Linked DNA regions of Homo sapiens: region 2 is linked to region 1. A link is an interaction called in ENCODE POLR2A ChIA-PET data of the cell type or tissue named here. Cell type or tissue: CD4-positive, alpha-beta T cell. All regions are shown on one strand.

What was found. ChIA-PET counts read pairs that join two places held together with the same protein. Peaks named below come from ENCODE experiments on the same cell type or tissue, not always from the same donor. Only the 100,000 strongest peaks of a DNase experiment are listed, where the experiment ranks them.
Region 2: POLR2A ChIA-PET joins it to region 1 with 5 read pairs; 1 of 35 experiments calls an interaction of 5 or more read pairs at or near these places.

Annotation. Positions count from the first base shown.
Region 1 is chr12:54,412,360-54,414,859 of GRCh38, forward strand. The region is part of intron 1 of ITGA5 (integrin subunit alpha 5); the gene reads right to left. All of the region lies in intron 2 of GPR84-AS1 (GPR84, ZNF385A, ITGA5 and GTSF1 antisense RNA 1), which reads left to right. Among named protein-coding and RNA genes, the nearest start is that of ITGA5, 5.7 kb to the right of the region's middle. RefSeq lists an enhancer at 1-656. In CD4-positive, alpha-beta T cell, no CTCF peak of the experiment used is centred here; DNase peaks (open chromatin) are centred at 702 and 1,142; H3K4me3 peaks cover 1,962 bases; H3K27ac peaks cover 2,500 bases.
Region 2 is chr12:54,559,151-54,561,650 of GRCh38, forward strand. All of the region lies in intron 2 of PDE1B (phosphodiesterase 1B), which reads left to right. Among named protein-coding and RNA genes, the nearest start is that of PDE1B, 11 kb to the left of the region's middle. In CD4-positive, alpha-beta T cell, no CTCF peak of the experiment used is centred here; a DNase peak (open chromatin) is centred at 1,411; H3K4me3 peaks cover 1,470 bases; H3K27ac peaks cover 883 bases.

The DNA of each region.
Region 1 (2,500 bases):
CTCAGGGTCTCTCATCTAGCCTATATACTCTCCTCCCAAGCCAAATCCCCTCCCTGGGCCAAGACCCAGGCATCCGGCTGCCCAGCCACCCAGCCTTGGGGCGTGTAGGAGGAAAATGTGAGTCTTGGAAATCAGGCAGCAGGAGTGGAGAGAGGAGCTGGAGGACAGTGAAAACAGATTGTTCCACTGGGCCTGGGCCTGCCCTCACCCCGGCCCTGGTGTGGGCCTCCCCTTCCTGGCTGGGTCTGTGTTTCAGCCCTTGAACCCCTTTCCCATAGACCACCCCCAGCTGACTGAATTCAGAGTCTGCTCTACCGGGGTCCCAGTTCTGGACACAGTGCTTCTGTTCCCCCTGATATGAGGGGAAGTTTGCCCTGTGTAATGGGGTGGTCATAGCTAAGGGCCTGGGCAGTCCTCCTGCCGTCAGCTCTGCCTCATTCATCCCTAGGTCTCTTGCCTCCAAGACCTCCACACCGCTCTTGGCTCTCTTGGTTTCCCCTAAGGGTCTCCTGCCAGGACTTGTATCTGGCAGCCTGGGCAACTCGACCCAGCCTCTGGACCAGTGCTCCTGCCAGCCTTGGCCTCTGCTCTGCTCTGTGTCTGCCTCTGGCACTGCTTCTCAATCCCTCTGTCCCTCTGCCCCTATGACTGCTTGCTCTCTTGGTTTTGGTTTTTGAATCCTATCTCTCTATCTCAGATTTTACATTTCTCCATCTCTATTGGTTTCTGTTCACTTTCAGCTTTCAACCCGTCCAATACCTACCCTTTCCCTGATATTTGAATACCTTCCTCAGCTTTCTCACTAGGCAAGAAGGCCCAAAGTGAAGGATTATGGTAGAGGTCACAAGAGCTGGGGGTATTTTCCAAGAAGACCAGGTATACTGAGGCGGGGAGGAGTGGCCCAGGAGGTATAGGGGATGGAAGCAGCAGAGAGGACAGGTCCGAGGGGACGGAAGAGGAGAGTGAGGAGGGGTCTGTGAGGGCCAGTGGTGAGAATGGAGGGGAGAGAAGGCAGGGTCCAGAGGAATAGGAGATGGGTAGGCTGAAGAGGGAGAGCTCCTGAAGTTAGGAGGGGTGGGGAGGGGAGGTGCCAGTCTCCGTTACTCTGGGGACAGGAAATGTTTACTGCCTGTGGCTTCCTGTCTGTTTCCAACCTCTCACTTCTCCGTTTGTCTCCCACACCCCCACCTCCGTGCCAGGCCCCACCCTTCTCACTTAGGCATGACATCCACTTGTGGGGTCTGGCTGCACCGCCCTAGGGCTGGGTGATGTGAGAGAAGGAGACCCCTCTCTCAGCAGGGGCAGCCCCCAGAGAACTTGGTTGCTGCCTTCAGGCTCTAGAAAGCAGAAAGGGCCACCAACCTGAACTAGACCAGAACAGCAGAGGTACAGGAAGCAGTGAAAGGAGCACTGGACCAGGAGCCAAGAGTTCTGGTTCAGGCACTAACTGTGGACTTGGGCAATACCCTCTCCCTCTTCCTCTGGGTGAAGAAGAGGTTCTCTCAAAGTTTCCTGGAGCACAGGGCTAAGGCCAAGGGACCCTATTCCTGCTGCCAATTTCTCCAACACCCACTGCTCTTGGAGAGGAGCTGAGCCTGACACTCCTGGGGTGGCCTGAGGAAGTAGCCTGGAGTTTAGCAGGGTTGCAAGACAGAGAGTTTACAAAGCTTGTAAAGCCCACAAGCCAGGGGCATATCCATTCCGGCTGTGCGATGGTTCAGGATACCTGGCATGCAGGCAAGGGACACAGACCTAGGCCTCCTTTCCTCCCGGCACACTACCCATGGCTTATTCCTGGACAGGCAGTGGCCCTTCCATCCCAGCAACCTAAAGTCAATCCAATAAATAGTGCCTCCCCTGCCAACACGCCAAGTGAGGTGACTGGTGCCATGGATGGCATGCAAGCTAGTTTGTCCTTATTTTCCCACATCTTTTTCCTGCTTCCTAAATCCTGCAGCAGTTGGGCACTTTTAGGGGTCTAAGAAGGTAACAATGGAGGGTCCGTGTGCTATTTTCAATATTTCAGAAAGCCTAACGGAAATCATGCATTTACCAGATAAGGTGGCCTAGGCTAATTAAAACCTCAAGTGTATTTGCTTTTGGCTGGAATTATATCAACTTATGTGGGAACCTGGTTATCTCATGCTGGTCAGAAACTCTGATTGGCAGCTATAGATGTTTTTGGTTAATAAAAAATGAGAAAAGCGCCAGGTGCGGTGGCTCACGCCTGTAATCCCAGCACTTTGGGAGGCCGAGACGGGCAGATCACGAGGTCAGGAGATCGAGACCATCCTGGCTAACATGGTGAAACTCCGTCTCTACTAAAAATACAAAAAAATTATCCGGGCGTGGTGGCGGGCGCTTGTAGTCCCACCTACTAGGGAGGCTGAGGCAGGAGAATGGCATGAACCTGGGAGGCGGAGCTTGCAGGGAGCCGAGATCACGCCACTACACTCCAGTCCAGAGACAGAGCGAGACTCCTTCTCAACAACAACAACAA
Region 2 (2,500 bases), 150 kb after region 1:
GGTTCTTTCAATTTCTGAGATTTTGGAGATTTGAAGTCAGCCAGTGAATCCCTTCCCGAGCACCCACCCCTTTACCCCCACCCACCCCCACCCCTTTACCCCCACCCACCCCCACCCCTTTTCTCTTACCAGAGGCAGAGTCTCCCATCCTTTGTTTCCTACCTCGACCTTATTCTTCACTGCAGGCTGGGCAGGCATTAGAGTTGGGTTCCTTTCTATTTTTAAACTACATTTAAGGGCTAAAGGAAAATCCATACTGGACCCTTTGTTGAGGTCATCACATTTATGTCCTGCCTGCCAGCCAGGTGACAGTCTCCTTAGAGGTAGAGTGTGGGGTGTGTGTATATGTGTGTGTAAGTGTCTATGTGTGAAATTTTTCCTCAGGAAGGGATGATGGTTGATCATTATCCCTCCTTATTAGGAAGAGTAAATAATAATAACAGGCTAGGGCAAAGTATGCAGCATGCATACCTGGGCTGAAGTGGTGAGCAGCCATTCGTCCAACCAGCTTTGGTTCTAATGGGTAAGAGAGGAGAGGAATGGACAAGATATCCTCTTCGAGGCTTTTCTAGTCTAAGAAATCTTTACTTTTCATTAGGAGAGTTGAGGTTAGCACTTACTTGGCTAGAGTGGCAGGGTCTGGAGTGAGGGTACAAGACGAGGCAGGGAAGTTGGCCTGGGTTGGAGGTTATTAGTGTTTCAGGCTGTGTGCTGCCATCTGCCCCCACTCTCAGCCCCATCCTGCAACGCAAGCATGTCCACAGAACATGCCAAATGACCTGTCCTCATCTCCTGGGTGGCATTCAGGGTCTCTGACACTGGGTCTAGTCCTTTCTCTCTAAAAACACTCATCAGCTTGTGGTCATTGTGGGGAGGGTGGTGGTGGGACACAGAAAGAGATGGATACAGAGAGAGTGGGTTTCTTCCCTCCCAAGATCTGCAGCAGCCCTGCTTCACGGCTACCAGGTGTTCACTAGAGAACAGCCTTAAGATATTTGACTTCCACTCCTCTTGTTGAGATCGAAGCCCACTTCCACTTGTCCCAGTACTCAGTGGAACTGAGAAACAGCAGGTTCCCAAACTTCATTTATTTCTGATTCTTCAAGGCTTTGGCATAATGACAAGGTATTTTCATTTCTTCCTGCTTTTGACGGGTTGGGGTAAAGGGAAAACTTCCTGTTATAAAATCCTAGCTCTTGGCCTGTGTCTTCTCTTTTCCCTTTCTGCTGACATACTCAACCCCATTAGTTCCTTTTCCTCTTTACCACATCACCCGCAGCCATAGACCTACATCTAAGAGATTGCAGATCCCTGAACTCTTTTCCCCAATGCGTTGGGCTTCACCCGCCAGCTCTTCTCCTTAGCCCCGCCCAACTCCTCAGCTGGCCAATCACGGCCCCAGCGTACATGTATTGGTGGCGACATCTCCCAGCCAATCAGGAGGCGGGCTGGGACTGTGTGCGCACGTCCACTTGGAGCTGCAGAGGCTGGGTTCTTCCCTCCCCAACCTTGGCGAAAGCAAAGTCTGAAGGCGGGAGAGGGGTTCCTGGTCCTCAGACCCCTTCTGGGTGCCTCTTTTGGCCCCTCCTGGGCCATCTCATCGCTTCTCCTTACCTCTGAGCCGATTGACCTCTCTCTGGTTAATTCATGGTTATTCCCCAATTTCCATTTTACAAATGAGAAAACTGGGGCTGGGGGTGTTAATTTGCCCAATCCCTTGGTTTCTATGAGCGAGTTCTCTTGACTTTCCTTCTCTGCTTGCGGGTGGAGGGCCCTTCCCTCCCTGTTGAGCCCGGTCTCTGGATAAGGATCCCCTGACACCTAGCTTCAGGAAGCCCCTCCCTACAGTTTTTTATCCTCTGTGGGAAGTTCATCCCCCTGTCTTGCTTCCATTCTGTGAGGTGGGTTAAAGCTCGTTTTGAAGAATGGCCCCAGAAAAAGACCCTGAAAGGGAGCTGAATCTGCTTAGCTCCTTTTGGGGGTTCTTGCAGGGCCCCTTCCCCTCCCGCTACAGACCTCCTCTCTGTGACAGATTCAGGATGGTTCCCTGTCCCTGCACTCTTAAGCCTCTTGCTAACCCCCTTTTTCCCAAAAGAGGAGCCCCACCTCCTCAGAGCAAGGGGCTGGCCTGTGCTATTTCTGTCCTTTCTGGGCTTCTTCTGAGAACAGATTCTTGTTTTCCGTCTGATTCAGATGTGAAACTTTTCCCGCAGCCTCCCCTCTCACCCAGTTCCGGTAGGCTGGGTCTCTGCCTCCCCACTCTCTTCTTCCTGCAGCCAGGCCCCTCCCCAAAGTTCTCTCTGGTCAGTTGCTCAGTTCTACTGGGACCTGGAGGAGGAAGGCAGGGGCCAAAGAGGAAGTTGTCCCCTCTTGGGGGCCCTGGGGCTCCTGGGGTCAGGATTTTGATACTCTGAAGCAGGAAACTTTGATTCCCATGGCAAACCCTGTTCCTGTTCAGAGGAGCCACCTCCAGGGCCCCATTCTCAGGTAGGTGCCAGGG